Regions from separate parts of the Mus musculus genome. Here region 2 is linked to region 1. A link is a loop called in an ENCODE intact Hi-C map of the cell type or tissue named here. Cell type or tissue: heart. All regions are shown on one strand. Links, peaks and the distances in the headings refer to the core of each region. The heading gives the core; the rest is flanking DNA. Region 1 overlaps Ak9 (adenylate kinase 9). Region 2 has its middle 30 kb from the start of Gm48057.

Region 1 (15,489 bases), core at 6,817-10,816:
AGGAACCCCTCAGCATCTCACATGCAGGATTCTTGTGCAATTTTGAGAACCCAATGAACATAATACAAGTGTTAAACCAAATCCACAACAGGTGTGTGGTATGAATCAAGCAGGTTTGGGGCAAAATATGACACATTGTGACCCTGGAGCCATATGTGAAAGTCAGTCATGTTCTCATAGTGACTTCTCTTAGCTACATTAGGTGCTACTTGGTATCTAATCATATTATACACTGGCACTCAGAAGTCATGTTTTAAAATGGTTACAAGTAGCAGTATCAAAAGTAATGGCAGAGAAAAACAAAAGTCTCATTCTAATCAGTTGTAAATAGCACTGCTTGTCAAGACTGAGCTTAAGAGTCTCTTACTGTCTAACTTCTGCCTTTAGCTTCCAGATGTACAACTCACAGAGGAAGAAGAAGCAATCAAGTTGAGTCTAACTGACAATGAGCCCCTGCCTTCAGAAATTCTAGACTCCATTCTTTCTGAGTGGTGGCTTAAAGAACCAATACGGTGCGTTCATACACAAGGGCTCATGTTTCTTACTGATTCTATTTCCTTTGCTCTTAATGGTAAAACTCAGTCTGATTTATAAGTGAGAATTTACTCTTACTCATCCATATAAACTATACATTAAAACATCTGTGCTTCTGAAAAATACTGGTGCCAGAGACCTATCCCAAATCTATGAGACCAGGACCCAGACACCAGCACTTTTTATGGTCCCCGGTGATTCTAGTGCACAGCCATAGTCGAGAACAGTTTTCTAAGTTCACATACCCACATGCTACACTGGGCTCTTCCCTCCTATGTCCTTGTAATGATTGCAGTCATGACCACTAGTTACCTTAGCCCATTAGCAAATACCTACAACAGTCCTGTCCCACATGGGACAAGTCTTCAGATCACTGGAGTTTAAATCACTCCCCATTTTCCTACCAGAAGAGTAACTATAATTAATTCAGGTCAACTTACTTAGCATATGTGAAAATTAATCATGTTATCACAGTCACTTCTCTCATCTGTATTAGATACTTTTAGCATTTAATCATATTAAAAATTTGGTACATAGAACAAGGTGCCCACAGTCATCTGTAACCCCAGTTCCAGGTTGTCTGGCATCATAGCACATATACAAACATTCAGATAAAACACACACAAAGAAAATAAAAGTAAGTAAATAAATCATTTTTAAAATGTGTAATATGAATTAAAAACAATATAGATATCTGTATAGAGATATATAACGTACATTCAATTTGCTGTAAAAAGTTTCACTGTAAAATCTAAGTATTGAGTATTACACAGCCAACACATTTTTCTAGGATAAAGCTTTACAATGTCATGTTATAGTATATGATACTAAATTTTAAAAGATGCAGATATATATCATAATATGATAGAGAGCTGGACACGTGAAGAACTAACTGGAAAGACATGCACTGATATCTAGCAGCTACGTTATAAATACTTTACTGAAATGTATCAGCCTTCCAATTATTCCCATGGCCCTAAAAGTTGTGTCATCTGAGGAAGAATAGACACATGAGTCATTGTCATTGGCTATAAGGAGACGCTGGAGGAAGGTGCATGGCAAAAGCACGGAGGGAGCGTCATGAGGGCTCTTCAAAGGCAACACTTTCCTTAGGCTAGGTTCTTCTCCTGAGCCGAGAACTTGGACTTTTAATAAGCTTCCAACTATTAGTTATCAGCAAGATAACTGCAATTTTATATTACAAGCACAAATATTATTTTAATCCAGTTTTATACACTTTGAAGAAAACAAATATCATGTCTGCCCCTGCTTCTTGAACTCTGGGTTGATAGAAACAGAATCATATAAAAATTCCAGTGTAGGAATCACAGAAAGTTTGGCAACAGTAAAGGATATTTTTAATACACACACACACAGGCATACACACACACACACTCAAACACACACAGGCATACACACACAGGCATACACACACACACTCAAACACACACAGGCATACACATACACACACACACACTCTCACACACACACACACACAGCTAGTATGTGCCATGAACTGCAGTGGTTTTGGCACATGCAATGCTTTCAGCTCTCATAGAAACACAATGGCTTAACGGAAAGCAAAGACTTGATAGTCTCCTGTTGCTCTTGAGCACAACAGCATCAGAGTTGCATTGTTAGAGGATTTAATTTTAAGGTTTGCTGTTTGAGTTGATGAGTTGGTTTTCATGAAAAGTCATCCGAGGAATTTTGACTTAGGATTGGGACAGAATTTTCAATAATTCTTGAAATGGTCCTAAGAATGCTGTTGCCCTTTTGCGTTCCATTTTTATCCACAGTGCTGACCTCAGCACTATCACCACATGTCTGAGGAACATGGAAGATGCTGTATATCCTAAGCATCAAATACTTAGCCAAGATTTTATTCTTTGTTTGCTTGGTTTTCCTGCTGGTTTCTTGTTTGTTGAGATGAGATCTCATTGTGCAGTGCTAACTGACCTAGAACTCGCTTAGCGTAGATCAGGGTAGCCTCAAACGCACAGAGATCCTCCTTGTTTTTACATGAAAATAAGCAAGCACATAAGTTTTTAACAGATGGTAAAATTATGTGTATTGCCAAGGAATTGTTTTAAAACAAGTTTGTTATCACTGAAGTTTGATTTGTAGAGTTATTTTACATACCTGTATATCCAAGCCACCTAAAAATTTCCCAAAGTCTTACATGGTAGTGCCCACCCTTAATCACTGCACTCAAGAGACCAAGGCAAGCGATCTTTGTGAATTTGAGGCCACTCTGGTCTACAAAGCAGGTTCCAGGCCAGCCAGGGTTACATACTGAGACCTTGTCTAAAAACAAAACAACAACAAATAAAAATAAATAAATAAATAAATAAAAACTTCTCAGACTAAAAGGGGCTGGCAAGTGGGAGAGGTATAAATTCTTTAAACTATTTATTACCCATCGAATAAAGTGAAAATTCATCAGTACATGCTAAACTCTATGATCTAAGCGGAGATAGTACCTGGGGATTGGGGGCGAGTAAAAACCTGCAGGCTTTGCAGCAGGCAGGGAAATCTGAGAAGAGTCGAGAACTAAACTAGGTTCTGCTAGATTTTTAGATACCAGTGCTAGGCCAAGATTTCAAGAGTCATATTTTTTGCCACATTTTAGCAAACTCAAATGTCTGGGATAAGTAAAACATAAATTCTGGAACATAGAGGCAGAGTCGAGCAATCGCGTGCGTGCCGCGAGCAATCGCCATTATAAGATGGCGCTGGCTTCCACTGCGCCTAACTAGTAAACAAGCCTTATGCGCAAGTGCAGGAGTGAACTCACGCCTAGTCACTGCCCATCTCGCAGCGTAGTAATGGGGTGATGGGCGAGCAACGAATCAAGAGCTGTCACGCCACATCAGGTGCTGAAACGTCACGCTGTGGGCTATATAAGCAGCGCCATTTTCCTGGTTCGGGGTCTTCCCTCCTGATAAGTAAGCAATAAAAGCTTTGCCGCAGAAGATTCCGGTTGTCCTGAGTGTGTTCTTGCCGGCGGGGACAAAAGCTTGGGCAATACATAGTATAAGTAGATCTATAATATATTTTTTCTATTTGATTTTTGTTATCATACAAAATAATGAGCTGACTATGACATTTTCATATATAGATATAAATATAAATATATAGATATAATCTCCCACTGATTTATTTCCTCTCACAAAATGGTTCCTCTTCTGCTTTCATGTTAATAAATGTCATATAGAAATTGAAAGCTAGGTAGATGATAGATTGATAGATTGATTGATTGATTGATCTTAATAAGAGAAAAACATTTGATGTTTGTCTTTTGGGTGTGGCTTCTCTGGAATATTAATGATGTTTTAAGCAAATTATAAAATTTTCTACCTAGCTCCACAGGCTTCATACTGGACGGCTTCCCGCGGCACCCTGAGGAGGCCCAGTTTCTGGGCGAGCGTGGATTTTTCCCAGATGCCGCCGTTATAATACAAGTCGATGATCAAGATATCTTTGATCGTCTCCTTCCTGCCCAAGTTCAGAAGTGGAAGACAAAACAGCACAAGAAATTAGAGAGGAAAAAACTCATCAAAGACCTGAAGACAAAAATCAAGGTACACGGGAAGATGTCTGTTTATCACCTAATTGGGTTTCTAAGTAATGTTCACAAAAACAAGGTTTCGATTTTTTTTTGTTGTTGTTGTTGGTTTTTGTTTTTTGAGACAGGGTTTCTCTGTATAGCCCTGGCTGTCCTTGAACTCATTTTGTAGACCAGGCTGCCTCAAACTCAGAAATCCGCCTGCCTCTGCCTCCTGAGTGGTGGGATTAAAGGCATGCACCACCACGCCCTGCTGAAAGTTTCAAATTTTAATGCTGCAGTAAGCATGAAGACATTTTTCATCAAAGTTTTCATCCTTTAATATGAATTTAAAACTATTTGAAGCTTTTTTGGTTTTGGTTTTGGTTTTGGTTTTGGTTTTGGTTTTGGTTTTGGTTTTGGTTTTGGTTTTGGTTTTTGTACAGCGTCTCTCTATGTAGACCTGTCTGTCTTGAAACTCTGTAGACCAGGCTGCCCTTGAACTCAGACATCCCTTGTCTCTGCCTCCCAAATGCAGGACTTCTTTGAAGCTTTTTTCCACCATGTTAATGCTTGCCTTTCTTGTTTTTATTATTAGGTATTTACTTCATTTACATTTCAAATGCTATCCCCAAAGTCCCCTATACCCTCCCCTGCCCTGCTCCCCAACCCACCCACTCCCCGCTTCCTGACCCTGGCATTCCCCTGTACTAGGGCAATACCAAGGGCCTCTCCTCCCATTGATGGCCTACTAGGCTATCCTCTGCTACATATGCTACTAGAGACACAGATCTGGGGGATACTGGTTAGTTCATATCATTGTTCCTCCTATAGGGTTGCAGTCCCCTTTAGCTCCTTGGGTACTTTCTCTAGCTCCTTCATAGAGGCCCTGTGCTCCATCCAATAGATAACTGTGAGCATCCACTTCTGTATTTGCCAGGCATTGGCATAGACTCACAAGATATGTCAGGGTCCTGTCAGCAAAATCTTTCTGGCATATGCAATAGTGTCTGGGTTTGGTGGTTGTATATGGGATGGATCCCGGGTGGGACAGTCTCTGGATGGTCTTTCCTTCTGTCTTAGCTCCAAACTTTGTCTCTGTAACAACTTCCATGGGTATTTTGTTCCCCATTCTAAGAAGGAACGAAGTATCCACACTTTGGTCTTCCTTCTTCTTGAGTTTCATGTGTTTTGCAAATTGTATTTTGGATATTCTAAGTTTCTTGGTTAATATCCACTTAACAGTGAGGGCATACCATGTGTATTCTTTTGTGATTGAGTTAACTCCAGGTCCATCCATTTGTCTAAGAATTTCATGAATTCATTATTTTTAATTGCTGAGTAGTACTCCATTGTCTTTCTAAATTAGTGGGTTTCAGGCCTCCCAGGAGGCCTCTGTCAGGCACAGCAGCAGTTGATGGGCTCTGTGATGGGCTTGGTGGGGCATTGAGAGAGCAGAGTAAAGCTCCCACCCACAACTAACTATCCGGATCTGTGACCTGCCGGTGACCTGCCGGTGCTCTCTCCTGGACTGGCCCCTAAACTGTCCCATTCATTCATCATTCCAATTCCTCACAGACCAGCCCTCTAAATGTCTGAGTCAAGTCTCACTGTCAGGGTTAGAACTCCCAGTGTTGTCCAAATCCATTTCCTAGCAGTGTTTTTAGCTCCAGTAGGTGTAATAAGCCCTTCACTAGGGCAGCCAGACGAGGTGCTTCTGGCTTTCCTTATCAGGGAGCCCCACCCTGGGTGCTGTTGTACAGTTCTCTAGGGATCCCCACTATCACACCCTTAGAATAGGGGCATTGCCTGCTTTGATGATGTGTTTTGAGAAGAAAGTGAAAGGATATATATTGTAATGCCCAAGACAGTGCCAGCCTCTGTCGGGCACACTGTAATTAGTTAAACTTTGGGGAATCCTGAGCTAAGCAACACCAAAACCCTGAGGATGTTTGAACAGATACACTATGTCAGACCCGGAGAAGAGCAGGACCTAATCCTTCACCCTCCCTGAGCCTGAGCGTATCCCCTCCACGGTATACGTATATGCTTTCCACGGCCCTCCAAGGTATGCGTATATGCTTCCCACAGCCCTCCAAGGTATGCGTATACACTTTCCACGGAGACACAGCTGTGCTTCCAAAGACCTGTCTACACCATAAGGAAAATAGATTTCCAAACATTTTCAACACTTGGGAGGGCGATAGCCTAGAAGGGCAAGGATGTGCTAAGTCAGTCACCATCACGTATTTTCCTGGTGAGGTCCCTACCTTCCACCACACCTTAGCCCCAGCTTGAAAAGGTACATTAACACATACACAGCAAGTGATTTTTATCATATTTGTCCATTGTAAACCTGTAAATGTTTCCTCAACAGGAGGACATGGTCGCTAAAAGGAGAGCTGAACTTATTTTGGAGAGAGAGAAAAAAAGGAGAGAAGACGTAAGTAGAATATTATATATATATATATATATATATATATATATATATATATATATGTGTGTATGTATATGTATATGTGTGTGTGTGTGTGTGTGTGTATAAAACACCATAGTCTCAACAGTGGAAGAAGGAGAAGGCCGTGTTTAAAAGTGTACAGGAACTCACACTGGGTTTAAAGGGGATTAGTAAAATTTATTTCTTTTATTTTTGGTATGATATAAAATTGTTGCCAGTATAGGATGGCCCATTATCTGTCTTAAAGACTTTAGGTAATTCCATAGAATTAGAGGCTTGTAAACAATGATCAATTACATTTCTAGAGGCTTCTCTCGTATGCAGAGAAGCAAAAAGGAATCCTGAACAAGTGTCAATACAAACATGTATATATGTCAATTTTCCAAATTCTACATAATGAGTTACATCCATTTGCCAAATATGTTTGGGCATAAGGCCTCATGGATTAACTCCTAAATGCTGAACTGGAGATAATGTGAGGCAGTTAGGGCATTGTTTTATAATCATTCTTGCCTGCCCTTTAGTAATCTTATGTCTGAGCCTTAAAGTGTGGCTAGAAAGATGAAATTTATCATGACCACATCTAGCCAATGCAACAGGATCTGAAACTAAGGCCTCTCCTATTAGAGCTCTGTCAATGTATTCCAGTTTTATGTTCAATACCAAATTCCTTTTTTTTTATTCAAAGATGTAGTATTCTGCTTTGTAGAAAATAGAATGCTGTAAATTTTCTACTAAGACGTGTTCTTCATAAAATTGACTATGTATCCCACTAAAATAATTTATACACTAAACTCCTAGGATTGATGTATTACTGTGTGTGCGAGAGAGGGAGGGACCTGCATGCATGTTTGTTGAGGTCAGAGGATTATTTAGGACTTGAGAGGGTTGGTTCTCTTATCCCACCGTGTGGATCCTCGGCTAAAGCTCAGGCAGCCCAGCTTAACTACAGATGTCTCTTCCCATTTAGTGCTTGAGACTTAATGAACTGAAAGTTCACTCTGGGTATTGAATTTTTTTCCTAGTGACTTTATGGAAAAGTGGGTGGAGGGAACACCATTGGCCTCACCTCCCACAGTGCCTGTGGACAGGTGTAGGTCATTTGTCACTATTGCAGGAATGGATTTTAAGTTTTAATCTTCTGTTTGATTTAAACATTGCTTTGGTATGATGACGACACCCGTGGTCAGAAAGGACTCTGGAGAGATGCCTTTCCTCTCCTGTGCTCTTAGAGGCTCCAGAGCAGCTGATCTTGCTTCATCACACACATTCCATAGGCTGTTCTGTGTGACTGAGGGCAGAGCACTCTGCATGCTTGATAGCCTTCAGATCCTGGGCCAGCCTTTCAATGGGCTCCAGAGAGAGAGGCTTTTGTTGGTCCTTGGCAAGCTTGTCAACAGGAGAGGGGACACCTCTGAGATTAGTTGGGACCCAACACACCAGAAAGTAGTCTTCAGGCAATGGTAAGCGCCCACTGACCCTTCACATTTTCAAATAAGGATGGAGAGGCTACTGGAAAAGGTCTGTGTGTAGATAACCATTGCCCACAATGCACTTAATTGTCTGCATTGCGGAAATAGTTTTGTATTCACTTCAAACTCTTCACATTAGGTGATGACCCCAGCTTCCCCCACTGTGCACTGTGGGGGCAAGGGCAGGGAGGGTGGATTGGCAGCATACCTGACTTACTCTCTTAAAACCAACTCAGGAACACTTGCAGACAAAGCCGTTTTTAGCAGCAAAGAAAACCTTAGTAACCCACAGGTTGGCTTCAGCAGCCCAGTAACTGTTTCCATGGATCCTACGGGAAACATTGCCATCTTGTGGAAACTCTGCCCCAGAATGTGATTAAAGAGATTTCTCTAAACCAGGTTCCAGATCGCTCTAGAATCTCTGCTCTCTTGCCCACTGGCTCTGCCTCTGGGCCTTCTCTGGCATGTGGGTCTCTTCTATTAAGTTGGGAGCCACAGGAAGGGAAGACCCTGGAAAAGCCAGGAGAGTAGATCAACAAAATCACTAGGTGCCCTGGGTGAACCAGAAGTCAAAAGAGAGTGAAACAGGGTACAGGCACCTGCTCCCAACTGCACCTGCTCTCAGCTGCACCTGCTCTCAGACTCACCTGCTCTCTAGCTGCACCTGCTCTCTCTCAGCTGCACCTGCTCTTTAGCTGCACCTGCTCTTGAGCTGCACCTGCTCTCATTTGTACCTGCTCTCAGTTGCATCTTTTTTCCAAAAATTGATTACAATGCACTTACCTATGATTTGCCTGTTATTAACTCAATTTGAGACTTACTAAACATTTTAAAATCTGTAGCTATCTTTCTCCACAGAGTTGTTTAGGTCTACCCACATATCTCATATGTCCCTGAATTCTGATAAAATTTTAATCACCATTCCCCTTTGAATTGAGTAATTCTGTTAATGTATCCTCAAAAACCACCAAACACTCCTCCTGCTATCTCCATCTCACTAGTAAGTTAACTCAAAAAATATTTTTCATTTCAAATATTATCATTTTTTTTAAGATTTATTTATTATTATATGTAAGTACACTGTAGCTGTCTTCAGACACACCAGAAGAGGGAGTCAGATCTTGTTACAGATGGTTGTGAGCCACCATGTGGTTGCTGGGATTTAAACTCTGGACCTTCGGAAGAGCAGTCGGGTGCTCTTACCCACTGAGCCATCTCACCAGCCCAATATTATCATTCTTAATCCTAAAATCTCCACATGCTTGGTGTATACATTTTCTATTTCTATCTTGCAAGGCTGTGGTAACTGCTTTCAAACTCTTGATCAGTGACTCCAGCACATGGGACAGGCATTGAGTCACTGTTGGTTTTTTGAGAATGAGCCACATTTTCTGAATCCCTAACATCCTGAGTAATGTGAGGTTTATGTAATGTGAGGTTTATGTTCTTCAGTGATGAACATTATGAGTCTAAGTTCTGGATGATCTTATGTGACTTCAGAGATCTTGCAGTTTGGTTTTAGCAGACTATTAACCTTGTGAGACCAAGCATAAAGACCATGCTCCTCCTGCATTGGGACTGTCAGAGTCCCTCTGACAGTCCCAGATGAGCAGGATACCTGGAGAGAGCATCTATGCATTGAGTTTGGCATGGCTTTCCCTGACTCTGTTCTCTCAAGTTTTCTTTACTCTCTAGTGATGCTGATTGTAGTTGCTTTTCCCTGGTTGCTCCAGAAAAAAATAAAAAATAAAAAATAAAATAAAATAAAATGAACACAAACACAACAACAAAACAGTAGACTTCTTGCTAGAATCTTAGTGTCCAGGATGTACTTCTAACAGAGGCTGCCCTCTGCACCAACACCTAGAATCTGAAAACTCACCCTTGCCTGGCTGTTTCCTTCTGACTGTCAGTGTGTTTGGCTTTGATCACTCTCTGGGCCATTGGGATGAGTTAGAGAGGGAAGAAAAGGGGGAATGGGAAGAGAAAGGGGAAGGAAAAAAAAGAAGGGCGGGGGAAAGTAGGAAGAATGAGCTTACTTCGTTGTGGTGGAAGCAGATCTCTTAAGATCATAAAGTTTGGAGTATGTATCCCCTATAATGAAGACTGATGTCCGAGATGTCAGGGGATGGGAGAAGCACTACTAAAGAAGAGTAAATTGCCCTCAATTCAATCCTAGAACAACAAAAATCCTGCCTAGTCTCAGGCCATAAGGTCAATCTCTAATACCAACAGGGAGACAACACACACAGTAAGTGTAACAAACAAATTGTTTTTTGTTTTAATTGTTGTTGCTGTGATAGGACGCCATGATCAAAAGCAACCTGGGAAGGAAGGGTTTATTTCATCTTAGAGCTTGTAATTTGTCATGTAGGGAGGCAGAGCAGGAACTCAAGGCAGGAACCTGGAGGCAGGACTTGATCCAGAGCCTGTGGAAGACTGCTGCTTCCTGGCTTGCCCCTCCTGGACTGCTCAGTCTGGTTTCTGTATACACCGGGAACTACCACAGTGGGCTGGGCGCTCCCACCCAATCAAGACAATGCCCCACTGAAGGCCCAAGAGGGGCCTATTCAGGTTCCCACTTATCAGATGACTCTAGCTTGTGTGAGGCTGACAAAAGTCTAGCTGTCACTTTGGGGGGGGGAGGGAGGGATGTTGATGTGAGAGTTCTGTCTTGGGCTGATGGCCTTCCATGTACTAACTTATCCAGTGCCCCACTCCCAGTTCCTATCCTATGAGGTAGCTAATTCCCATTTAAAAGATCTTGTTCCAGTTGGCAATGCAGCTGCTAGTATTTTATAATCTCTGAGCTACATTCGATATTATTTCTAAAGACTATCAAAAACACATACCATGACAACGCTGGCTGGGCATAAATAGCATTTCGAATTCCGTCTGTTTGCGGAAGCATCATCGGTTCAGTTCCTTAAAGGCATTAAATGTCCAGGTGTCATCTCTCATTTCTGTACAGCCCTGCCAACCAATCCGGTTACTATACAACAGTGTCACGTGATTCGAGTAAAGCGGCTGTTTTCTCCCTTAGGGCACCTTTAGAGACGAAGACGAGTTTAGTGACGAAGATGCTGATTATGAGGATGATATTGAGAACATCCTTGAGGAAGAGTTTCCAAAGGATGAGGAAGAGATGAGCGAAGAAGATGAGGAACAGGAAGCAGACGCTACGGAACGCCTGAGAAATGAGCTTGGGGAGAAATTTGAAACAGAAACAAATAATATCCAGTCGATACAGGTTAAGACCCTCCCATCACCACTACTTAAAGAATAGCAACTTGGGCATGCAAAGAGGGTGATTAGGGTCAGTGTCCTGTGTGTGTGTGTGTGTGTGTGTGTGTGTGTGTGTGTGTGTGTGCGGCTTCATGTAACAAGGTATGAAATTCACAAATGGAGAGCAACGTGGGTCCCTCCAAGGTCAGTGTGAGTTTATCTTCCCATGGGCAGCCCCTCATAAAGCTTACATAGCCTTATATGCTTAATCACCAGCTGTGTCTACATACTATAACTGAGAAACACTAAATACATCAAGCTTTCTAATTTCTCTTATCAGGATGAATTCGACAAGGTTTTGATACCAATAATTATGGTCAACGGAGCTAGGAAAATGCATATTGTACAATATGTAATGAATATGAAATTGAAGCCCCTGGTGGAAAACCGTGAGAGCATTTTTGAAAAGTGTTACCCGGTATCCTCACACCTCGCTCATAAAATGCTCTCCTACACCTACAAACACATGAGTTCATTTGGCTACTGGGACCCTGTAAAGGTAACGTCAGAAAGTCATCAGAAAGCCATCATCCCTCACTTTTTAAACGTTGCTTAGGAAGGGGTGGTCATTTCGAAAAATTGTAAATATTGTATAGTGCTATCCATTAATATTTGGAGGCTGAGATGGAGCCATCTGAGCCCCACCATTGCTTCTTCTGGGAAGTACATTATGCCGTGCCAACACTCAGCCCCACTGGACTTTCTTTGTGCCCCTAACATTTACTCCCAGCCAGAGATGTCATTCCCATCAGGATGAACCACGGTGCTGACGATATCGTTGACCAAATCCCCATTCTGCCATAACTCTCAAAGGGAAGCAGCCTGACACACTCTCATACCCAGTCTTCCATGTCCGGGAAAGATGGCTCCATCAAAAGATATCACACCTAACTATCATGAGTTAATTCCCCACTCTACCCTGTCCCATACCCACACCTCAGGCTAACTCTGCTGGTGGGTGTTTCACATTTCATGGCTGTTGTTAATGATGTGACAGGATTTCATCTGAACAAAAATGCAGAATACATTTGTCTATCCTAAAAGACAACCCAGCAGGACTTACTGTATTACCTGTTTCAAATACACAACTTCAGACAGAGCAGGTTAGCCAGCGTCGTAGTACTACTAAAGGCCTCTCATCCAAGTACTAACCAGGCTCAACCCTGCTTAGCTTCTAAGGCAAGGCATATCAAGGGTGGCATTGCCAGGGTGGTATCCAAGGATGAAAAGCCTTGGTCAAGCTGTGCTTGAGGCCACTCACCTTGTCTACCACCGTCTCTCAGCGTGATGACTCCATATACAGTCACATGGGCAATAAGAGCTTCAGCATACAAACAGTAAAGGAGAGGACAAACAAGCCACAACACCACCTCAGACGTGCACCTGTTTGTGGGGTAAATTAGTTCCTGAATAAGTGTAACAATTTCATACTCATTGTCAGAAGCATTCATTATAAGCACAAGTCATTATGTAGGAAGTAGGAAGGTAATCGTCATAAGCTAAAAACCAACCAGGAGCCAGGCGTGGTGGCGCACGCCTTTAATCCCAGCACTCGGGAGGCAGAGGCAGGCGGATTTCTGAGTTTGAGGCCAGCCTGGTCTACAGAGTGAGTTCCAGGACAGCCAGGGTATACAGAGAAACCCTGTCTCGAAAAACAAAACAAAACAAAACAAAAACAAAAACAAAAAAACCAACCAGGAAGCCTTACACAGACCACATATGCTGTGGAACAGCCTGCACTTTGTATACCATTATCTTGTTAACACTTTGTACTATGTGAAGAAGCTTATGTTTTTATGTTTTACATTCTTTCAAATGTACTGAAAGAAATGCTTTACAAATTAAATCTGACTTGTGAATTCAATCGTACTGCAGCTAAGCGAAGGAGAGACAATCAAACCTGTTGAAAATGCAGAGAACCCGCTGAACCCTGTAATCCATCGTCACTACATCTATTTCTTATCTAATAAGCAAACTAAAGAGAAATTTATGATGAACCCCATCAAATACATCCGGCAACCCAAACCCAAAGCCACTATGCCTGTGCGGATTATGATTGTGGGGCCTCCCAAGTCAGGAAAAACTACAGGTGAGTGTTTGCTTCACAAGCATCAAGGGAAAACCCAGCACCAACTCTCCAGGAACCAGCCATAAAATCTGAGATTTGCCATGGTGACTGTGCAAATTTACATCCCTGCCAACACTGTACAAAAAGATTCCTTTTTCTCTAGTCTTTGCCGGAATTTATATATTTTACTTATTTATTTATTTATTTTGGTTTTTTGAGAGGAGGTTTCTCTGTGGCCCAGTCTGTCCTGGAAACTTTCTCTGTAGACCAGGCTGGCCTGAAGCTCACAGAGATCTGCCTCTGTCTGCCCCTGCCTCTGCCTCCCAAGTACTAGAATTAAAGGTATACATGTCTAACACCCAGTAGAATTTGCCTTTTTAAGATAATAATCATTGTGGCTAGATGGAGATAGGATCTCAATATAAAAATCACTATTTGCAGGTATTTGGTGGAGTATTCTTGTGTCTAGTCATCAAGGATGTTTATTTTATTTTATTTTATTTTATTTTTATCTAGATGATTGATCGGTCAGGGACAATGAGCTACTGAAAGGATTTAACGTTGTTGCATTGGGGCAAATCTTTTACTTTATGTCCAGTAGGGTTTATTCATGGAAGTGGGTATTCTGACATTATATACAGTTGTGTCTTCTCAATGCTCCTGTTAGTTGCCCTCTTATCACTGTGACAAGTATCTGACAGGAGCAATTTAAGGGAGAAAAGACTTATCTTGGCTCACAGTTTTGGGCTCACAGTCTGTGATAGTAGCAGAGATGTGATGGCTCAGTCTAAGACAGCGAGCGTGTGCAGCTGCCACATCTTCACACCTCAGCAGGTCAGGAGGCACAGAGCTCAGGCTAAAAGCAGACTGAGTTATGACTTGAAAAGTTTTCCACCTTAAGGGGCCACCCAAACATAAAACAACTTTCCAAAGTAGTACTAGCAACTAATGACCAAATGATCAACATGTGAGTCTTTTGGTGACATTTCACATTTAAATCACAAAACTCTGTTGTATGCCAGCCTGTGGCCTACTTGAACTGGGTACACCTGGGAGGCAGGCTGGGGCTGAAAGAGACTTAGACGGTGAGAGATTAATGGAGACCAAGACATGATTCTGTTCAAGGCCCGCCAGTTTACTAAAAGAGTGTGCTTATAAAAGGGGAAGGCCCATCCCCTGCCAGTCCATTCTTGGTGTCTGGAGCCAACCTGCAGAATAGGATGTTCCTCGGGAATATCTCAGAGGCTTCTCAGAAAGTAGCAATGTCTTGGAGAGAGCAGTGGCAGGTGACAGAACAAAAGAGCCATCTAGGTCAGAAGCCTCCACCCTAGGTAATCTCCTTCTAGTGGCAGCAAGGTCAAAGTCTGGATCAGCCTGCTTCAGGGCTGAGGAAGGCTACAATTCCTCCCTGATTATATAATAAAAATAGCCAGACCGAGGCATAAAATTTATTTATGCTCCATAGTCCTGCCTGGGAGTTATGGTGGCTGGCGGCTGTGCCTGCCTTAGGATCTCAGATTTTCCCAAGCCATTCTTATCCATCAAGGAGCAATGCATGCAGCTTGTTTGTATTATTTTGCACAAACATGGCTCTGTGGTGTATTATTAATAAACCACGGCCTCTTGGCATGTACCTCTGTCTTAGATTGATATGGCTCCGAAATCTGGTTGCCCATCATTGACTAACCGGCCATCATAGCACACCTTATTCCCAATTCAGACCAAAGCCACAATATGTACTTAGAATGCTTCTTGATGAAGATTAATAACTGCCACTTGCACTGTTGGAGGCAAGGCTTTACATCTGCTGCAGTCAGGCTGGCCTGCTTGAGAAACAAAGGTAGGACAGTGAAAAGCAACAGTATAAAAGCTTCTTTGTGGAAGCCCAGGTACTTTATTCAGTTGCAAATTAGCAACAATCAAGCTCAGGCTCTGGCCTCCAAGTGTCAGGGAGCTGGCTTTTAGAATTAGCAAAAAGGCCAGAGAGTCTCTGGAAGTGGAGGCTGTGCTCCAAATTAACTTTGCTAGGTAATTAAGATTTTTAGCTATCTTCAATAGGAATCTCTAATATTGGAATTATTACTAGACCAGTCCAAGATTGAGTTAGAATAACTGGTCACATTGA
Region 2 (15,489 bases), core at 5,463-9,462, 400 kb before region 1:
TCTATATTATGATGAGGATTAGGATCCTTGTGAAAGTGGTGAGAGAAGACAAGGAGGGGGGGAGGGGAGGGAGAGGGGGAGGAAGGGAAGGAGAATGGAGGGGGAGAGGGAGAAGGAGGAGAGGGGGAGAGGAGAGAGGAGAGGGAGAGGGGGAGAGAGAGAAGAAAAAGAGGAGAGAGAGATGCAGTTTTTAAATGAATGACTAAGTAGTGTGAACTCATTAACGGTTGAGTTGTGGTCATTTAAATATTTTTAAATGATACTCTGTTAGTTATTTAGTTATTTGAGAATTTCAAACAATGTATTTTGATCACACTCCTCACTACTCTCCATCTCTCCCCACTCCCACCTCCCCCTACCCACCCAGCTCAGTGCCCCTTTAAAGTCATGACAACTGACAAGAAACACTAATTCAAATTTGTGCTAAGCAAATAGTCATGTGTGTGTGGGACCACGCCCTGGAGCAAGGTTGATTCTCCCAGCATCTGACCAGTTCCCAGCAGCTCCGCGGTTAGGGGTGGGACTTCGTGCCCTCCTGCCGAGGTAATTAAACATTTTGAGAAACTTTCAGCTCTACCTCATCAATTTGACTGAATTTGCAATTGTGCTAAGTTTTTTTTTTTTTAAGAAAACTATCATTTTTCAAATTGTTTTCAGGATGCCTCATCATGTAATAAAGATTAAAGATGAATCTTTAAAAGCCAAAATGGGTTAATTAGCTTAATTTAAGAACATAACCTTTTAGCCAGGCGTGGTGGCACACGCCTTTAATCCCAGCACTTGGGAGGCAGAGGCAGGCGGATTTCTGAGTTCAAGGCCAGCCTGGTCTACAGGGCTATCAGAGAAACCCTGTCTTGAAAAACCAAAAAAAAAAAAAAAAAAAAAAGCGAGGTGGTGTCAGGTTAGCCCATACCATTGCTTAGCCATTTAAAATACTGCCATCCGGTCTTTTTTCTGAGTATCATTTTGTATTTTGTGCTGAAAGCACACGTATTTACCCTGTTTTGTTCCCTGGAGCAGGCTGTCTTGTCCCCATCTATCAATACTATTTGTTGCCTTCCATTTTCAGTCACTTTGGCTTTCTCTCCTCAGAACCAGCCTGGTTTCCCATCCCCCAGATGCCTGCACGGACTGCTAATTTCTGGAAGGCTTTTGGTCTCTGTGAATTCATTAATAAAATGCAAATTGCTTTTTGAAGGGAATTCTCAGAGGAAGCAGATTTCAGATTAATTGGAAGGCCGCCAGCGGCTAGGCTGCACCACTGGGGAAGGACTGCTTGGAAAGAGGAACAGATCAGTCAGTGAAAGGCCGAGTCTGTGCCTCTCATCTCTTCCGAAGCGGGTTGCCTCCCAGTCAGCATCAATGCCCTGTAAAAGGTTCGAGGAATGTACACTGTCTGGTGTGGGTGGCACCTTCTCTGGGTCTGAGTGATACGAATTTTCATCTTTTTCATGGTGTCCCTGGATTCCGGCTTCTCTGCATCTCATTTTTTTTGGAGGTTTGATAGGGTCTTGTGGGACCATGAAACGTAGCTTGGTCCCCGGTTGGGCTAAGGATTGAAACCCCGCAAATTCTGAAGAGACTGTAGTCGCTTCGCCTGATTCCCCGGCACCAAGCCCCTGTCACTAGCCGCGGCCTCTCATAGATTTGTGACCATCAGTGCACTGACCCAAGCCTCTCCACTTGTAGAAGACGTGACCTGTGGTCACGTAGGCTCAAGGCAGATCTCCATAGTAATGAGTATTACAGGCTTGGAGGGCTTAGCCAATAAGCCTTCCTTCCCAGACACTCTTCCCTGCAAAAAGTATTTAACCTCAGGCTCACCCTGAGAAGTGAGATACGGTTTTACTCATCCACTTTCCACCATGACAGTAAACATCTTAAAACCATGGATTAGGGGCTGGAGATGGTTAAGAGCACTGACTGCTCTTCCAGAGGTCCTGAGTTCAATTTCCAGCAACCACAACCATCTATAATGGGATTCAATGCCCCCTTCTGGTGTGTCTGAAGACAACAACATTGTACTCATATACATTAAATAAATAAATTTTTTAAAAAAGTTTGAAACAAAACAAAACAAAACTATAGACTGCCTCTTTTCATCAAGATCGGTCGTGGAGAGCCATGGAGAAGGCCTTCGTCCACAGAGTCGCCATCTAATCTCTCATAGAAGGCCTCTCTGTGCTCCCAGCCACAGCCTCCACCAAGCCCAAGCTCAAGCCAACCGGTGACAAGCCAAGGACTCACCCCATGGGACCAGCCGCAGCTCCCCCTGCCACTGCGGGACACTGTTCTCAGCTCCTCCGCGGCGCCCAGCAGCGCCTGGGTGTCCAAGAACCTGAGAACCAGGCTTCATTGTCGCTGGCTCAGGGACCCCCAGCCAGCTCTGGCTGTCCTGCACCTCAGACTGTGCTTCCCCAACCCCAGAGCGGTGTCCCAGGGATGCCCTATGGCCCAACACCCGCCTGGCGACATTGTGGGGTAAACTCCCTCATTCCTCCTCCTCAAGCAGGCATGCCCTGTGGAGGAGCAGACGCAGGACCCTACAACCAACCATACAAGGTCTACAAGGTTTGGGGGCAGCTGCCCTGGACTGTGGATGAAGGCACAATATATGTTTGCTGATGAATTCCTCTTGCGGTTTGTCCCTCAGCTCCTCTGCAGCCCTTGCTGCACAAACGTTTATCAGAACACTTTTCCTTTCTCCACCTCAGACCCCAGACCTCACTTCTTGCCTCACTCTCCTGATACTGAGTATAAAATAGCTGATTTGGCTCTCCGACACTGCTGCCTGAAATCAGCAGACACAGGAGATGGACCTTTCTAAGCGTTGTTGTCATCGTCGTCGTCGTCGTCATCATCATCATTTTTTGATGACAGGAGTAGAAAAAAATGCTGCCTGTATTTCAGTACTCTTTTGGAGAGTACTGAAAGATTATTGAAATAGTAAGTTTTTTGAATAACATTTTTTAAAGAAACGTTTTTACACAAGGTGCATGCCCACATATGGACATACAGAGCCCAGAGGAAGATGTCTGGTGTCTTTCTTTATCTATTATTATTGTCGTTTTGTTTTTACCAACAGCGCCTTTCCCTGAATGTAAAATACTACATTTTGGCCAGAAACCTCCTGGCTCACAATAATCTTACTTGCTTCCCTCCTCCCCCCCACCCCCCCAGTGCTGGGTTTGCTGACACACAAAGAAAGCCACGTCAGATTTGAACCCAGGTCCTCTTGCTTTCACACAAGCACCCTTTCCCATTGAATAATCTCCCAGCCCCTATGAAGAACATTTTATGCTGTGTACAAGAATGATATAATAGACTAGTATGTGAGCCTTGCCTGTAGTTCCAGCTACTCAAGAGGCTAAGAAGGGAAGAGAGCTGGAGCCTAAGTTTGATGGCAGCCTGGGTAACACCATGAGACCCCATGTGGAGGAGGAGAATTGGGAGGGGGAGGAGGAGGAAGAGGGGGAAGAGGAGGAGGGGGAAGAAGAGGAGTTAGAGGGGAAAGGGTTGAAGGAGTGAGAGCAAAAGAGAGAGTGTAGGTATGTGTGAGAGTGTATGAGTGTGAATGTGTATGAGGATGTGCACATGTGTGTGCATGTGTGAGTATGAGTGTGACAGATTGTGCACATATGTGCATGTATGAATGTGTGTGTGCATGTGTGTGAGAATGTGTGCATATGTGTATGAGTGTGTGCATGTGTGTGTGAGAGTGTACGTGAGAGTGCATGCATGTGTGTATGAGTGTGTATGCATGTGTGTACGTGTGAGTGAGTGCATGTGAGTGTGTGTGTGTGCATGTGTGTGTGTGTGAGATTGTGAGCATGTGTGCATGTATGAATTGTGTGTGCAGGTATGAGAGTGTGTATGCATGAGTGTGTGAAGACGTGTGCATATGTGTGTGAGTGTGTATGTACACATGAATGAGTGTGTGCACATGAGAGAGTTTGTGTGTGAGTGTGTGTATGAGAGTGTATGCATGTGTGTGTGTGCATACGTGAGTATGAGTATGAGAGGTTCTAGTCTCCTCTCTGCAAACCATTAAACACTTCCCAGGATCCCCAGTGCTGAGAGCTGCGGGAATAGTTTCACAGGTGTGGGAAAACAAGAAATGAAGAGAAGACCTTTCACCCGGGAGAGCAGGCCTCACTCAGAGATCATCACTGAGCGACTTTACATGAGAAGAGAGGTTTGCAGGAGGCCCGTGTGGCTGCCATTCCAGCTAGCTTCTGACCACTACGGTCAGAGGCAGGGAACGCCCCAAGCCGAAGCTTAGAACCTCTGAGAATGAGTTAGGTGGAACAAGGACTACAATTTAAAAATGATCGATGTGAGTTAGAGTATTTGGCACATTCTTATAAAGCACAGCTATTTCTTCTATAAATGTGATTTGCCATTGATTTAAATTTATAGCTTGCATTTTTAAGGATCGCCGAGAAGACCTCCTTAGTTTTCATTCCTCAGTTCGTTGTCCAACTCTGTAATTTTTATCAGGGGAAGTCCTATCTGTTGCCACTAGCCTAACACACCCTGAGCTTTGAGGACAGATGCCCAGGTGGTGTGGAGGGACCCAGTCTGCTCCATGACAGCCAACTGTGAACAGATCCTCTGGGTTTCTGTGCTGTTTGCTCCTGAGATTCCTCCTGATGGGAAGGTTCCCCTGTCCCCACCTCTGCCTGAAGAATCAGGGCTACCAGCCAGTCTGGTGGTTGGTCAAACCCACTAGCCTAGAAAGAATGAGAGAAGAGAACTGTTCTGCTAAACATAGTTGTGTGTGTGTGTGTGTGTGTGTGTGTGTGTGTGTGTGTGTGTAGGGGAGTGGTATGCAGCCATTTCCTCATCTGATTTGGTTGATGTAATTTCCCATGGGATTAATAAATTCTAAGTGTGGGGTCATTGTGCCCTGTGGAGAGTGTCATTGTGAAGCTCTTTCTATAGTAACTCCCTTTAACATTTTAAAAACTTACCCTTACATATTGTAGTTAATGTATATGCATAAGGACAACTTAGAGAAGTCATTTCTCTCCTTCTATCATGTGGACTCCAGGGTTTAAACTCTGCTTGGCAGCAAGCCCCTTCACCCACTGAACCCCTGTACTACCTTCTCACTATAAGACTTAAGCTTTTGAATTTTATGTGTATTTTTTGAGATGGGTTCTCTCACACTGTAGCCCCATCTAGCTTGGGACTCATAGCTGCCTGCTGTGTCCACTTCTCCTGCAGGGTAGCCAGGCCAGTTGTGTACCAGGCTGGACTGGAGGGAGGGAAGCTTAGCTGGGAGAGGATGTGTGCAATGTAGGACCTCGTCTGTGATGAGTGCACAGGTAAAGAACACATCCGGGAACAGCTTGGGAGAACTGGTTCATTTATTGGAGGGCAGGGGGAGAAAGGGGTATTTATGCCCCTGGGGAGGTGGTCAGGGTCCTGGGGCAAGGTTTGTGTGTCTTTGTACCGTTGGCTGAAACAGAAACAGGGGTGTTGAAAGACACTTCATTGACAGACTCAAGGGATGTAGGGCCGGGGGAGGGGGGGAACCTTATAAGATCAAACAAGAAGTGTGGTCAGGTAACTGTTGGGGTAATAAATTCATAATAAATTCTTGCTAGGGTTGATGGTGGGGCTGCTGGGGAAGCAAACTTTATGGCACCAGGTTGGAGGAGGAGGTAGCCGACTCCTGCTGTCCTCATCTGAGGTATACAGAGTTGAGGGTCCCTCTACCCTTCCTCCCTAATCCTGCGTCATTACGGTCCCACACATAGAAATCCTCTGACCTCAGTCCCTCAAGTGCTAGATTTCAAGTATAAACCAACATGCCCGACTTATACATTATATTTCTTAATGATACACTTAGTTCAGAAAACTCACTCCTAATGTCTTGCCTTGGCGTGTTATCAAGACTGTAGGCATGAACCTGGAGACATTTCCCCTAACCACTGACAGGATTTTGTCTAGTTGTTTCCAAGCTTAGAGGAATCAGACTCAAAACTCCAGCCTTGAGGCTCAGAGCACAGAACACTGGCCCTCCACATACTCCATATGTCCAAGCACAGGATTATTAGTCATGGGACTGGAATTTGAAGCTTAGACACAGGGCTTCTAACTCCATGTTCTGCCACAGGTTGCCCCATTTCTTCAGCCGTTGTGTCCATCCTGAGGTCCGTGAGTCATACACATCCCAGGCAGCAAAAGTGAGGCCCAGCACACTTGTAGAAGACAGTGTCATATTGCAGTGTCAAACATAGGCACTCCTACTAGAGAGAGCTCTGCTGTCTGTTTATGGAGTGTGATATTCAGTCAGCTTCCGTGTGACAATCTGGCTGCAGCTGAGCTGTGGTCTCCTGCCATGGTTCATAGCTATGTTGAGGAGTTACTCAGAATTCACCATTGGTCCTGTGGAATGATAATCTCAGATTCAGTCTCATTATTACTCTGAGTGAAAGAACCTGGGCAGCCTGGTTCCACCTTGTGGACATGGGCAGTTTGGCATGTCCACTCATACTGGAGAGGCCCATGAGGAGCTGAAGCCCCAACCAGAAAGCCCCAGATAGCAAACACTCCGAATCTCCAACCATTCGAGTATCTATGTGACATAAGTAGAAAACCATGAAATTTGTTTCGTGCACAAAATTGTGAAAAATTACTCAGGTTTTGTGGAAAAATGCATACATAAAACATAAGGGAATTTTGTGTCTAGATTCATGTCCCAGCTCAGAGACATCTCATTACATTTGTGCAGATTAGATTAGATTCGATTAGATTTTATTTTCTGTGCACTATGTGGGCATAAGTTACAGATGGCTGTAAGCTGCCTGGTGTGAGTTCTGGGAACTGAACTTGGGTCCTCTGCAAGAGCAGAATTCATTCATAACCAGCACACACCATCCAGCTAGCCCTAGTCCCAAGTACTGCAAAAGAGACACGCTGGCTGCATAGAGTCATCTAGTCATTTAAGTATTCCTTTGAAGGCGAGAGGCTGGCAATGAAAGGTGATTTTTGACTCTGCTGGCTGGTTGTGTAGACCTGGCACATTTTGCAATGTCCAAGAGGACTTTGGCTTTTCTGAGTTTTCAGCATCAGTAAAAGACTACGTATATTACGGTAATTATATTACAGTAATTACGGTATATTAGTACCTAATGGAATTTTACTTGGGAGATCAGGCACTCTGCATGACCAACAGATGGCAGTGTTGACCTGCTTTAGACAATGCTGTCAGCAGCACAGTATTGCTCCTGCCCGTGGGTGAGATACCCAGTAACAGACCAGGCTGAGATGCATATAGTTTTCCAGTCCTCTCTCTCTCCCTACCAACCTGCCCCCACTACAGAGTCACTTGGTTAAGTGTCTTCTTCCAGAAAGACGTGCTTCCATCTCTGAGGGGGAAAGGGCTGAGAGCACAGAAGAGCAGAACAGACCGGCTGGGCTTGTTGGCGTCATTTCTTCACATAAAATAAAATAAAATAAAATAAAATAAAATAAAATAAAATAAAATAAAATAAACGTTTGAAATGCTTCTCTTGCACCTGAATTTATTGTTAAAGTGTAGAAAGTCTCAGAGTAGGAGATGAACCTGTTCAGGCAGGCCTGAGGGTGACCTGCTTAGCATGGACCATTGGCTATGAGATGAGAAGGGGGTCAGCAGGGTGAGGGCCTGAAAGGATGGCCCAGGCATGGTGCAGGCAGGAGGGAAAACACACCAAGCTGCAGAGACAGGACTAGAACTGAAAAGGCCAGTGACAACACTGAGTGGTAGCCCTGTAAGGGTTTCCTGTGTGCCAGGCTCCGTTGGAAGTTTTAGTTATTATTTTTTAAAAGATTTGTTTGTTTGTTTATTTATTATATGTGTATAAATACATAGTCACTATCTTCAGACACACCAGAAGACAGTGTAGACAGTGTCATATTGCAGATGGTCAGATGGTCGTGAGCCACTATGTGGTTGCTAGGATTTGAACTCAGGACCTCTGGAAGGGCAGCCAGTACTCTTAACTGCTGAACCATCTCTCCAGCCACACACTGGAAGCTTTTTGTAAGAGTGGTTTCATCTATTCCGTACCATCACCAAGGAGGTGGACACTATGATTGTATCCATGTGACAGCTTCAGAGAAGGAGGTCAGCTACAGTGAGGCCCAACACACTTGTAGAAGACAGTGTCATATTGCAGTGTCAAAAAATAGACACCCTTGCTGGGTGTGGTGGCGCACGCCTTTAATCCCAGCACTTGGGAGGCAGAGGCAGGCAGATTTCTGAGTTCAAGGCCAGCCTGGTCTACAGAGTGAGTTCCAGGACAGCCAAGGCTATACAGAGAAACCCTGTTTTAAAAAAGAAAAAAAAATAGACATCTTTGCTAGAGAGAGCTGTGTTGTCTGTTTGAGGAGGAGGAGGAGGAGGAGGAGTGTGGTATTTGGTCAGCTTCCGTGTGACAATCTTGTTGCAGCTGAGCTGTGATCTCCTGGCATGGTTCATAGCTATGTTGAGGAGTTACTCAGAATTCACCGTTGTTTACAGGTTACACTTGGTCCTTTGCAATGCTAATCTTACATTCTGTCTCACCAGTACTTGTGAATGAACCTGGGTGCCCTGACCTATCTTGTGAACATGGGCTGCCTGGCGTGTACACTCACGTGGGGAGGCCAATGAGGAGCGAAAGCCTAGGATATCATTTAATGCAAGCAGTACTGAGACCGTCTATGACAAGCTGGTGGGATGCTGACAAAGGTGCAGGCCGCGAAGCAGACTTCTCTGTTGGACACGGATGGGCAACGATGTCACACAGTGCCCAGCCTGGGGTAAAATGTCCCACACTGGTATCTGATTTATGCTTATGGTTTTTTGTGTTGTTTTCTGATTCACAGGATGTGGCTTAGGCCCTTAATCATTCATTTTAATGTGTGCCTCTCATGAAAATGGCAACAAGCAGTAGCAACCGGTATTCTGTGACCTCTCAGCATGTGCTTCAGCCTGTGTCAGAATTTGATGTCTTAGGATACTGGGTGTGCTCTGAAGTCTTCATGGGTGACTCCAGTCTCTCTTAATTTCATCACACACTCAAGGGTATCAGTATCTCCATTTACATGTTAAAAAAAAAACACAGAAAGGTGAAGTAGCTTGTGCATAGTCAGTCAGTGGTTATACAGACTTGGGATTTGAACCTAGAACTTGGAGTCCTGCCATTGTGTCCCTCTGCATTTCCATGGTGCATGCATGAGAACTCTATTCTTTGGGAAGGTCTGGGCAGTGGCTTCAAAGAGGAATACTGACTACTGGAAATCCAAGTGGAGTGGGATTTGAACCCGGATCTATCGAACTCTCAAGCTCTGCTTGAGGCTGCTGTTCTAGCCCAGAAACAGGATAAGGGACTGGATCACATGATCATGGAGATGAAAAGGGCCCAAGGTGCGCTGTCTGCAAGCTGGGAACAGAGGGATGCAAGCGACCAGTGCCATTCAGTTTGAGTTCTGAGTCCGAAGGTCAGAGAATGGGAGGTGTGGATAGAAGTGCCAGGAAATGACAGGCGTGGCACATGGCGTTGCATACTCTGGGTGGGGCACCATCTGGCAGAGTCTGTGAGTCTGATAACGGGCGTGGGGAGCAAGGGTAATGTGAATAGCTGAGGTAGGAAGGGTAGCTCTCAGAGAATCCCAGGCAGTTCGTGGTAAGGAACATCTATGATTCTGGCTAAGTATCATCAAGACAGTGGTTCGAGGCTGGACCTGGTTGCCGTGTTTCTACCTCCACAACCATACTGTTCATGTATCCTCTCTGAGATTTAAATTATCACACCTGTCCTTATGGTGATAGCCCAAGACTGCTGTGGCAATTAAATGGTACAGGGAATATGAGAAGGTGGGCAGGCTGGTGGGCAGCGACTTCCGGCCCAACCCACGTCCCCCACTAGATGTGGGAACCAGAGTCTCTCTCTTCTGTCCATGTTTAGGAGGGGCCAACTGGCATTTAGTTTTCAATTTTTTGAAGGAATCTATGCTATCAAGACTTTAGGATACGTGTTGTACCCTGCTTCCGAGGCTACCTCTCCCAGAGCCATCCTATGGTAAAGTGCTATAGTCAAATAGTCATGGTGGTCACTTGACAGATGTCAGAAGCTCTGGCACAGTCCAGGAAGCTACACACCAGGTTTGGTCAAGGCCCTGATCTCACCACTCTCCCCCGTTCTGTTCTGAGCAGCTGGGGATGGGGATGGGTCAGTGGGGGAGGGGAAGTAGTGGGGCTGTACATCAGTCTGCTTCATGCTACATTCATAAAAACAGCCCGGGAAGAAAGAGGAAGGCTAAGGGTGAGCTTCACCCACATCCCACTTTGCACTGTGTTAAGCACCATTCCAAGCATTGCTGTGAACGTAAGACTCACAGTGAACCCTACAAGTAGGGAGTTAACATCGGCGTCATGATTATCCAAGTGAAATCATTAGGCCTCCTCCAGCGGTTTCGTGGAGAATTCTTGAAATGGAGATTTTCAGTGTCCCCCTCAAGACCTTTTGAATTAATGTCTCCGAGGTGCTGGGTGTTGAATTCCAGGATCCTGTGCATGTTAGGCAAGCACTTTAATGGCTGAGTGAAAAGGAGAGACAAGAGGAGGAGGTTGTGACTAAAGTATGGGTTCGATTTTTAGCATAGATGTAAGTAAGGGCAGGTAGAGGGAAGAGTCTAGGCTGACTGTGGAGGGCCAACTAAACTGGGACTATGAGAGGAAAGAGAGGGAGGAGCCACAGGCACTAAGGGATGCTTGGAGGGCTGGGAGGGGCCACAAGTACTGAGGGACCTGGGAGAGCTGGCCAGTGTCTGCATACATTAAATAGGCATCCCAGCCATTTGTCCCAGGGGTCTGAGACTTAGGCCAGGAGCTGCTTCCGGTCTTCACGGAAGTCCTCACAGGTAAGATACTTTCCCAAACACTCTGAGTTACTTCATCAAGCAGGGCTTTCATTGGAGCACCATGACGGTGTGGCAAGACACAATTGGCCAAGGATTTAGGTGCTTGGGGTTGGATCAAACACTGTATATAAGCTCATGGGTTGGGCAATAAACTCTGATTTCCTGTTGCTGGTCTCTGGAGTTGGAGCGCCTGGGATTTGTCACATGACTATGTTGCCTCTCATCCACCACGCTCGGTCCTGTTGCCACAGAACAGGACCAAGAAAACTGCTGTACTCCCAGACCCTCTTTATCTGTGCATGCTTCCAGCCACCTTCCCAACCCCCTGAAATATATTGCTAGTAATTTGATAATTTTTTGTAGAGTTTTAATTCCATGCCTACAAAATACCTTGGAACAAAAGGAAGAAAATAAAAGTCAAGGGAAAATGTCCTTTTGGAGTAGTAGACTCAGGCGACCCTCGAGGCTCAGATAAGTGCATAGGATGATTCCTTCCAAAGACGGTTCCAGAAACTGAGGGCAGATGAAGTCTTTGTGCTCCCTTAAGTCCTTGGAAAGGAACAAATTCTTTGTTTCCATGGGAATACATTATTTCCATGGGTGTCCATCTTCATGCACTCTCCCCATGCCAGTACTAAGGAAAAAATTCACATGATGCTAAGTGGTACCCTCTTTTAAGGTCCCAACTACCACCCGTACAAATTAGTGAGCATTGTGTGAGAATGCTATCTTTGGCCATGGTGTTATGTTATTGATTAGCCTAAGACCTGTCTATGCTGACTTGCCCTTCTCACGAGAAAGCTGATGTTGAGAAGGTAGCAGTCACAGCTGTCATTAGGCGGTTGACTTCTTTCTGATGGGTTTCCATGGCCACTTTAGTAACTTCCTGCTAGGCTTGGATATAAATTGTGTGAATCCTGAAGCTCATATAGCTTTGGGGTCCTCATTCAGGATTTCTAAGGAAGCCACAGATAACCAGAACTGTCACAGGTACAAACGGCTCCCCAGTTCCATCAATTCTTTGTTTCTTACCTCTTTTTTCTGCTTTCGTTCTTCATCCACCTCATCATGTAGCAGTGGCTTTACCATGAATTTTATGGAGAAAGGGAGAAGCAAAATTAATTTACCCTTGAACCTGGCTAAATTAAAATGTCATTTTCTTTTAGTTCTATGACTTTATGATTGAACTTGATAACAAGTTTCTTCTCAGATGTGAGCTGTAAGAACTCAGTGAATTTCTTGTAGACTTGCTTCTGGCATCATGGATTCCAAACCAGGGGTCTTCCTCACTAACCTCACACTTCCTGAACATGTTCACAATGCTGCATAGTCCCCAACCTTGGACACTCACTAGATAAGAATGTCTAGAGGGTAATAAGAGATCTTCTAAAACCAGTCCTTAGGACAGCTAGTGATGATCTAAACATGTATTAATGTAAATTACAGGCTGCATAAGATGTCCCTTGACACCCAAATTAAATATTCCCCATACTCCAATTCCTCCTTAATCGGAGATCCCAAAGTTCTCTGTCACTTTTCAAGAGCAAGCGTTGCTGAAGGGAATGTGCTGTAATTTGGATCTTAAATATTCTTCAAAGTTCTTAATAGTCTCCAGAGGATGATGATGATGATGGTGGTGGTGGTGGTGGTGTATTTGAAAATTGTAAAAGGACCAGGTGGGAGGCCTTATATCATAGATCATTTAGGAGAGGCTGTAGGCCATTTAGGGCATGTCTTTGAGTGACATTTTGAAATCTATCTCTTCCTTTTAATTCTTTGCTTCCTGGCCAGCGTGGGGGGTGAGCAGCTTGTTCATTGTGTGTTCCCAACCTTCATGTTCTGCCTTGCCACAGGACAAAAATAAATAAATAAATAAATAAATAAATAAATAAATAAATAAATAAATAACAGGGCCAAACAACCATGAGCCTACATCTCCAAAACTGTGAGCCAAGAGCAACCTTTCCTCTTTATGTTCACATTTCTCAGTTTCTTGTCCTAGTGACAGAACATTAACACAAGATGTCAGAAGGAAGAGTCTTCATTGCCCAGGATTTAGATAGTTCACATTGGGCGGGGAGGTGGTTTAATGAGAGAGTTGCTTGCATGACATTGGCAAGGCCCTTGTTTTAAGTCCCAGTGCCACAGCAGCAGCATCAACAACAAAACAAAGATCTAAAAACTAAGTTCTTAACCTCTATACCGCATATGAAAAGCATATTAGCAACACTGTGAAGAACTTCCCCTGGCAAACACTGGTAGGTATTTCTCCAGTCTGGTGAGGGAAGCTAGGAGAGAGAAGACAGAAAAGCCAGTATGTCACATTGAAGGATCAGTTGACTCCTGTCACTGGAGTGGCCCTGTTCCTGCAGCCCCAAGAAACAAGTCACGTTTTGTTTCATTTATGGTCCAAAGGAAGAGTGTGGAAAGAGAAGTGGGCAGGTTCATGGCTGGTCTAGCATCTTGTGTGTGGACTGGTGTTCCAGCATTCTACTCTGAAGGTCCAGGCCATGTAGGTAGCGCCTTGGGAGAGCTCCATGTGTCAGGAAATTAGTTCTTTTCTAATTAGAGGTGATAATGGGATATGCCTGGCAAAGTCTGAAGGTTCTGAGAAGTCACTGAGACAGAAGGGAGAATTTCTGTGCTGGTCTCTGCCAAGGCAAAAATGTAGGTCAGCCCAAACAGCCTTGGCTTCTAGGGAGACTTGAGTTCAGACAGACACATAGAGACTCTATATATGGACTTATTTATTCTTGTTTTTCATGTTTTGTTTTTAATGTTGTTGTTTTTGTTTGGTTTGGTTTTTTTTGTTTGTTTCTTGATTTTTGTTTTTGTGAAACTCCAGATTTTCTGTTGGAGGTGATAGGCCAAGCTGGCTGTTCTGTAAAGGTCCCAGCCAGTTGTTGCTTTTCGCGTACAGGCTCGGAAAGTACCTGCAGGAGAGTCACACAATACTGAGGAGCCATTCATGAGCCAAGTCCATAGACTTGACCTCTGGGAATAACAAGGAAGGAGATGAACCTTGTAATGTCTCAAGAGAGGGCATGAGAGAGCGGCCTATGGGCAATGAGAAGGCCCTGGCATGAGAAACAGGGAACCCAGTAGAAGAAGGTGTGTGGAGAAGACACTTCCTGGGCAGCTCTCCAGCTGACCTCAGGTCTCAGCATCAAGGTCTCTCATCTCCTGCAGCCCAGCTGAGGAAGAGAAGAATGATGTAGGTCAAAGTCTGATATAGAGGACACCATGTTCTGGGGCCTCCACAGAAACTGGGTCACTCTGGTGACAGCAATCATGGGGCTGACCATTCAGTGCGACACTCTTGCTTCCCTTTCTTCTCTCTCCTAGTCTCCCTCATCTTCCTTGAGTTCTCCCTCAGATACCAACTATGTAGCCGTCATCTTTTGTGACATTGGAGACAGAATTCTGTGACCAAGCATAGACCATGTTCCCATGTTTCCAGTGAGACTAGCTCCCCCAGTCACTGCTATCTGCTAGGCTTTATTCTAGGGGCGCATCTAGAGCCTTCCTGACAGCTTGTAAATTGGGATTTCTATTTCCATTTTACCCACAAGGAAATAATACTTGCAGTAGGACCTGAGGATTCGTTTGTGAAATAAATGAACAGATGAACTAGTGAATGAGCAAAAATGCCAAGAGTGGAAGAGGCTGAACCACGACCACACAGCTTTCAAGGGTATAGTTCTGTCAGGTTCCAGACATGCAGCCCGCTTGGCTTTCGAGATTGGGTAGTCTTCCTCAGCTGCCTCTGTTCCTGCTGAGTTCCTAGTGTTACCGTGGTTTCGCCTTTCTCTCTTCTCTTTACTCTCCTACCTTCTCTCTCTTCTCCCCATTTCCTGCTCTGCCAGTGGCTGTTCTTCCCAGAATGCACTGGGTCTACAGAAGCACCTGCCTCCTGGAGAGCATGTGTGTGATGAGGGAAGAGGGTGAATCAGCCTCCCTTGGACCCACATGCCCAGAACAGGGCTTATAGAACTGATGAACTCTGACAAAGAGGTTCACGTGACAAGATTCTTGCTGGGGTCCCCAAAATTCATATCCTGAAGTTATCTTCAAGTAATGAGTATATTTTAGACATAGCATCTTTAGAGAGATGATTAAGTTAAAACAAAGCTGTTTTATATTTAATTTATAACTTATTTTATTCAATCCAACTAGTGTTGTTATAAGAAAACCAATGCATGTGTTTGTTTATATATGTACATATATATAGTATACATAGTTATATATTATAAATATATTTTAATTATAATATATAATTATTATATAATATATGGCCATCTGAAAGTCAAGAAGTCTAGGGAGGGTGCCCTGTTGACACCTTATCTTGGATTTGTGGCTTCCCAGCTATACAAAGAGAAATTCTTATTGTTTAAACCACCATACTGTGGTATTTATGATGGAAGCCACAGGAAATAAATGTAACTCTTCCATTCTCAAAGAGTGAGCCCAGAGCTCTGTAGGTCTAACTGTCTAAAGCAATGGCCACTTACAAACACGCTTGGGAGACATGAAGGCAAACTGAACTGTTTCCTCAGCTTCTTGCTTTAGGACCATTTGCTTTTTCAATTT

The links. Hi-C counts contacts between places; a loop is a spot of excess contacts. Peaks named below come from ENCODE experiments on the same cell type or tissue, not always from the same donor. Only the 100,000 strongest peaks of a DNase experiment are listed, where the experiment ranks them.
Region 2: a loop joins it to region 1, with 4 times the contacts of the local background. A loop is called at or near these places in 16 of 42 quality-filtered maps.

What each region holds. Positions count from the first base shown.
Region 1 is chr10:41,395,774-41,411,262 of GRCm38, forward strand. Ak9 (adenylate kinase 9) reads left to right here. Exons shown (of 40, transcript NM_001370813.1): 26 at 388-512; 27 at 3,899-4,118; 28 at 6,459-6,524; 29 at 11,055-11,261; 30 at 11,577-11,795; 31 at 13,172-13,385. Among named protein-coding and RNA genes, the nearest start is that of Gm25626, 16 kb to the left of the region's middle. In heart, for the core only: a CTCF peak has its summit at 8,368 (motif pointing left); no DNase peak of the experiment used is centred there.
Region 2 is chr10:40,997,328-41,012,816 of GRCm38, forward strand. No RefSeq gene overlaps it. Among named protein-coding and RNA genes, the nearest start is that of Gm48057, 30 kb to the right of the region's middle. In heart, for the core only: no CTCF peak of the experiment used is centred there; no DNase peak of the experiment used is centred there.